2 separate regions of the Homo sapiens genome follow, and region 1 is linked to region 2. The links are chromatin contacts, found by Hi-C or POLR2A ChIA-PET in ENCODE. All regions are on one chromosome and are shown on one strand. The core of a region is the stretch at or near the end of the contact, and the rest is flanking DNA. Distances in the headings are between cores, read along the strand shown.

Evidence for each region. A loop is a pair of places that touch in the nucleus more often than their neighbours do. ChIA-PET counts read pairs that join two places held with the same protein, here RNA polymerase II (POLR2A). Pooled maps may share reads with other maps.
Region 1: POLR2A ChIA-PET joins it to region 2 with 13 read pairs in T-cell. The contact joins two enhancer-like sites. A Hi-C loop is called at or near these places in 7 of 37 single-sample maps with no recorded cell type and 7 of 50 pooled maps. POLR2A ChIA-PET finds 5 or more read pairs at or near these places in 1 of 52 experiments (T-cell).

The regions. Positions count from the first base shown.
Region 1 is chr17:42,944,560-42,947,955 of GRCh38, forward strand. No RefSeq gene overlaps it. Among named protein-coding and RNA genes, the nearest start is that of AARSD1, 18 kb to the right of the region's middle. Within about 2 kb of position 1,769, at least 3 of the 41 ENCODE cell types and tissues checked have a DNase peak (open chromatin) inside an H3K27ac peak, as active enhancers do.
Region 2 is chr17:42,530,607-42,533,736 of GRCh38, forward strand. It overlaps the pseudogene PTP4A2P1. Among named protein-coding and RNA genes, the nearest start is that of NAGLU, 4.1 kb to the right of the region's middle. RefSeq lists a silencer at 1,524-1,673 and an enhancer at 2,034-2,083. Within about 2 kb of position 1,550, at least 26 of the 41 ENCODE cell types and tissues checked have a DNase peak (open chromatin) inside an H3K27ac peak, as active enhancers do.

The DNA of each region.
Region 1 (3,396 bases), core at 519-3,018, 410 kb after region 2:
AAATGTTGATTCCTCCCTTCTTTTCTGAAACACTTGGCCTCTTAAATAATTAACTAATTTTAATTGATACATATAAAATTGTAGGCCAGGCACAATGGCTCACGCCTGTAATCCCAGCACTTTGGGAGGCTGAGGCGGGTGGATCACCTGAAGTCAGGAGTTCGAGACCAGCCTGGTGAACATGGTGAAACCCTGTCTTTACTAAAAATACAAAAATTAGCTGGGCATGGTGGTGGGTGACTGTGATCCCAGCTACTCGGGAGGCTGAGGCAGGAGAATCGCTTGAACCCAGGACAAGGAGGTTGCCGTGAGCTGAGATCATACCACTGCACTCCAGCCTGGGCGACAAGAGCGAAACTCCGTCTCAAAAAAAAAAAACTACTCTCTTTGCAATTTTCAAGAATACAATACATTAGTTTTCAGTGGTTTTGTTTTTTTGAGATTGAGTCTTGCTCTTTTGCCTAGGCTAGAGGGCAGTGGCACAATCTCGGCGCAATCTCGGCTCAGCAACCTCTGACTCCGGAGTTCAAGTGATTCTCCTGCCTCAGCCTCCTGAGTAGCTGGGACTACAGGTGTGTGCCACCATGCTCAGCTAATTTTTGTATTTTTAGTAGAGATGGAGTTTCACCATGTTGGCCAGGCTGGTCGCGAACTCCTGACCTCAAGTGATCTATCTGCCTCAGCCTCCCAAAGTGCTGGGATTACAGGCATGAGCCACCACGCCTGGCCTAATACATTGTTATTAAACACCTATAGTCATTGTGTAGTACTACAGTTATCTTAAATTTATTTCTCCTATCTTGGCCAACCAAGGTGGCTCAGGCCTGTAATCCCAGAACTTCGGGAGGCCAAGGCAGGAAGATCACTTGAGCTCAAGAGTTCAAGACAAGCCTAGGCAACATGGCAAGACCCTGTCTCCACAAAAGTAGAAAAAGTAGCCAGGTGCGGTGGTGTGTGCTTGTAGTCCCAGCTACTCAGGAGGCTGAAGTGGGAGGATCGCTTGAGCCCAGGAAAGTCGAGGCTGCAATGAGACAAGATTTCCATTGCACTCCAGCCCAGGAAACAGAGTAAGACCTTGTCTAAAAAAAAAAAAAAAGCAAACAAGCCCACAAGCAGACAAAAAAAAAAAAAAAAAATCAAAAAACTTATTCCTCCTATCTAACTAAAAGTGTGTATCCTTTGACCAACAACTCCTCAACCCCTCTCCCTCCTCCAAACTCTTGGCTTTGAGGTTGGTGTTTTAAAATGAACAGGGATATTTACTAACAGGCCTCTGCCACAGGTCACTTCTGCAGGGAGTTTATGGCTCAGCAAAAGAGAAAGCTGTCCCTGTGAGAGCCTCTTCTGCTCCAGACACAACTCCAGGTCAGTTAACTAAGTCCTACTTATTCCTTAGTTTGAAGCCTGGCACTCTGCCTGTAGTATTTTGCACAGAAGATACAGACCTTTCTAAAGAAAGAAGGAAATTCCTCCATCACTCGTTCCCAAACATCCCTACTTGCCCTCTGTTGAGAACACTAGTCATAGTTTGGATCAAATTCAGGAAAGGAATGGGAGACAGAGACGCTTTCTGAAAAAGATTTTTTTCATTAGGGCAAACACTGTCTGTTTTCCTTTTGGTACCAGGTTTTAAATAAACCCTAGAGTTTATTTAAGTTCTCATTCAGGGACAGATCTGGCATTCTAGCACAGCTTGGCCGACTCACTGGTTTCCACTCAGGACTCCAAGGCAGGGTGGAGCACAGGACACTGGCACAATGCCTTCCTGAATTCAGTCTGTGTGTGTTTGTTGTTGTTGTTGTTGTTGTTGTTGTTTTTGAGACGGAGCTTTGCTCTTGTTGCCTAGGCTGGATGGAGTGCAACGGCGCGATCTTGGCTCACTGCAACCTCCGCCTCCCGGGTTCAAGCAATTCTCCTACCTCAGCCTCCAGAGTAGCTGGGATTGCAGGCATGCGCCACCACACTTGGCTAATTTTGTATTTTTAGTAGAGGCGGGGTTTTTCCCATGTTGGTCAGGCTGATCTCAAACTCCCGACCTCAGGTGATCCACCTGCCTCAGCCTCCCAAAGTGTTGGGATTACAGGCATGAGCCACAGCGCCGGCCCTGAATTCAGTCTGTCTACTGCTCTGGGTCTCTTCCACCTGATACCTTTCATCTTTCATACTAACATCTGTTCTAGTACCTACATGCATCACCTTAGTGGAAGCTACAGCAGCTGTCTTCAGCAATTTATGGGTACGCACATAAAAAAATTTCCTTAGAAGCCAAGGAGTCCCCCTTACTATTTCTGTGCCGTAAAGTGGGTTATAGTAACATTCCAGAATATATAACCTGTGTGTGTACCTAAAACTTGATTACTCCAATAAATGAACTCATTTTGTTTCCTGGTGAACCTCATAAAAGACAATCCACCCCTTCCCCTGAACACACTCTGTTCTTCTCCCCCTCTCCCTGGGGCATTGGATTAGGGCCTCAGTGACAGGCAAGAATGACATCACCAGTTCAAAAACTGCTGCTTTATTTTCTCTTTCTTTATACAACCAATTACCATTTTCACATAATTTGCTCAAGTGTTTATGGCTTTTCTTAATTATTTCATAAGGTTCCTTCCTTCTTAGGACACCCAGTTCATGTGTCCATTTTCAGGTCAAGAAACTGAAGCTCAGGGAGTCTCAGCAGGGGGACCAGACATCCAGGCTACCTTAACACCGTCTGGGTTTCTGACTGTTGTTCTGGCATGAGGTTTGCCTAACTCTGGATATTAAAATTACATGGTTGCTCTAGGTCTAAGTGACAAGAACCCACCTGAGTGGTAGTGAGCAAGAGTGGCCTCCCAGGTCACTGTTCTTGTTGTTGCACCTGTGTTCTGAATCTTTGTGTACCCCTAAAAATTCATATGTTGAAATCCTAACCCCCTAAGTGGTATCAGGAGGTGGGCCCTTTAGCAGGTGATTAGGTCACGGGGGCAGAGCCTTCGTGAATGAAATTAGTGCATTATAAAAGAGGCCCGAGAGGGCTGGGTGCGGAGGCTCATGCCTGTAATCCCAGCACTTTGGGAGGCTGAGGCAGGCGGATCACCTGAGGTCAGGAGTTCGAGACCAGCCTGGCCAACATGGTGAAACCCCATCTCTACTAAAAATACAAAATATTAGCTGGGTGGGATGGCAGGCGCCTGTAATCCCAGCTACTCGGGAGGCTGAGGCAGGAGAATCACTTGAACCTAGGGGGTGGAGGTTGCAGTGAGCTGAGATTGCACCATTGCACTTCAGCCTGAGCAACAAGAGTGAAACTCCATCTGTCTCAAAAAAAAAAAAAAAAAAAAAAGGCCCAAGAAAGACCCCTTACCCTTTGCACCAAGGGTGCAAAAAGATGGCTATTCCTGAACCAGTATTTGA
Region 2 (3,130 bases), core at 300-2,799:
TGCTCCTAAGGAAAATCCACCACAGCGCACTCAGTCCTCCCGTGGAGGCACCTGCTGCACTCTGCTGCAGTGTTCTTCCTTTCTAATAAACTTTCCTTTTCCAAACCTATACTGTTGTCAGTAAGTTCTTTCTTTTTTGAGACCCCTCCCCCCACCCCAAGACATGCCAGTAGTCCCAGCTAGTTGGGATGCTGAGACAGGAGATGGCACCACTGCACTCCAGCCTGGGCAACAGAGCGAGACTCATCTCAAAAAAAAAAAAAAAAGGATCAAACAGTACTAAAGACCCTATTATAAAAGTCTTTCACTCACAGTGTCCCTGAATCTCCCCCTCCCTCCCACAACCACTGTTTACAGAGCCTTAAATAAACAGATGATAATGTGTTACCTTGCTCAGTCCCTGGCCTGGAGTGCTGTGGTGCCATCTGGACTCACTGCAGCCTTGACCTCCCAGACTCAAGCGAGCCTACCCTCTCAACCTCCTCAGTAGCTGGGACCACAGGCACATGCCATCATGCTGGGCTAATCTTTGTATTTTTTGTAGAGAAGGAGGGGTTTTGCCTTGTTGCCCAGGCTGGTCTTGGACTCCTAGATTCAAGTGATCTGCCTGCCTCAACCTCTTAGGATCAGGGGCCACTGCAATGGGCTAGACATTTTTTTTTTTGAGTCAGGGTCTTACTCTGTTGCCTGGCCTGGAGTGCAGTGGTGTGGTCATGGCTCACTGCAGCCTCAAACCCCTGGGTTCAAGCCGTCCTCCTGTCTCAGCCTCCTGAGGAGCTAGCTGGGACCACAAACACAGGCCACTGTGCCCAGATGATTTTTGTAGAGACAGGGTTTCTCCATGTTACCCAGGCTGGTCTCGAACTCCTGGACTTAAGCGCTCCACCTGCCTCGGCCTCCCTAAGTGCTGTGACTACGGGTGTGAGCCACCACATCTAGCACACCTAGTGCAGTCCTTCTGGAGAGTGGGCCACTCCCAGCCCCGGAGCAGCCTTACTCAAGCCCTCCCTGATCAGATAGGCAGCCTGACAAGTTGCACTGCCTGGGGAAGAGCAGCAAGAACCCTGCTCTGGAAGTTAAGAGTTCCCGGTTCTAGCCCAGAGCTGCTTTCCTTACTAGTTATTGATCTTGCCGAAGTCATTTCCTGTCTCTGGCTCTGTTTCCCAATCTGTAAAATTGTTACTGGAAAGGGGTCCCAATCTAGACCCTAAGAAAGGTGAGAGAGCGAACGGGCCCCGGAGACAAAAAGTTCTTATCTGAGCAATTTAGATAAGGAGCAATCTAAGGAGCAAAGACCACATGTTGACCATCAAACAGGCCATCTGGAGGCAAAACTTGTCTGGAGAATTTAGAAGTAATCCCAGCACTTTGGAAGGCTGAGGTAGATGGATCACTTAAGGTCAAGAGTTCGAGGGAGCGGCAGCGGCGGCCAGGCACGGCGCGAGGCGACGCCACAGGACAGCGGCGGCAGCAGGAAATGCAGCGGCGGCCGCAGCAGCAGCAAAACGGATCGGTGGAGAGGCGCCGCCGCCGCCGGGCCGGGCGTCGCGCGCCGAGGCTCGGGGGGAGTCGTCGCAGCCGCCGCCACCGCTACCGCAGCCGCCGCCGCCGCCGCCGCCCAGGTGACTGAGGAGAGAGGCACCTCCTCGCTCCCGCCGCCGCCGGACTTCAATGCCCAGTCCCCAGCTCGCCAGCGTTTTTCGTTGGAATATACGTTGCACATTTATGGCGATTCTGAATGTGAGAGCAGATTTCTGCCAGGCTGAGCACAGCGTTTTCGCTGACAAGTGAGCTTGGAGGTTCTATGTGCCATAATTAACATTGCCTTGAAGACTTCTGGACACCGAGACTGGCCTCAGAAATAGTTGGCTATTTATTTATTTATTTATTTATTTATTTATTTATTTATTTATTTATTTTGAGACGGCGTCTCGCTCTGTCGCCCAGGCTGGAGTGCAGTGGCGCGATCTCAGCTCACTGCAACCTCCGCTTCCTGGGTTCACGCCATTCTCCTGCCTCAGCCTCCTGAGCAGCTGGGACCACAGGCGCCCGCCACTACGCCCGGCTAATTTTTTGTATTTTTAGTAGAGACGGGGTTTCACCATGTTAGCCAAGATGGTCTCGATCTCCTGACCTCGTGATCCACCCGCCCTGGCCTCCCAAAGTGCTGGGATTACAGGCGTGAGCCACCGCACCCCGGCAGCTTTTTTTTTTTTTTTTTTTTTTTTTTTGAGAGAGAGTTTCCCTCTGTCGCCCAGGCTAGAGTGCAATGGCGCAATCTCGGCTCACTGCAAGCTCTGCCTCCCGGGTTCAGGCCATTCTCCTGCTTCAGCCTCCTGAGCAGCTGGGACTACAGACGCCCGTCACTGCGCCCGGCTAATTTTTTGTGTTTTTAGTAGAGACGGGGTTTCACCGTGTTAGCCAGGATGGTCTCGATTTCCTGACCTCGTGATCCGCCCGCCTCGGCCTCCCAAAGTGCTGGGATTACAGGCGTGAGCCACCGCGTCCGGCCAGCTTTTTTTTTTTAATTGCAAGCATATTTCTTTGAATGACTCCAGTAAAATTAAGCATCAAGTAAACAAGTGGAAAGTGACCTACACTTTTAACTTGTCTCACTAGTGCCTAAATGTAGTAAAGGCTGCTTCAGTTTTGTATGTAGTTGGGTTTTTTGGAGTCCGAAGGTATCCATCTGCAGAAATTGAGGCCCAAATTGAATTTGGATTCAAGTGGATTCTAAATACTTTGCTTATCTTGAAGAGAGAAGCTTCATAAGGAATAAACAAGTTGAATAGAGAAAACACTGATTGATAATAGGCATTTTCATGGTCTTTTTAATGTTTTCTGTTGTTAAACATTTCAAGATTTATTGATTTTTTTTTTCACTTTCCCCATCACACTCACAGGCACGCTCACACTTTTTATTTGCCGTAATGAACCGTCTAGCCCCTGTGGAGATCTCCTATGAGAACATGTGTTTTCTGATAACTCACAACCCTACCAATGCTACTCTCAACAAGTTCACAGAGGAACTTAAGAAGTATGGAGTGACGACTTCGGTTTGAGTTTGTGATGCTACATATGATAAAGCTCCAGTTGAAAAAGAAGGAATCCACGTTCTAGATTGGCCATT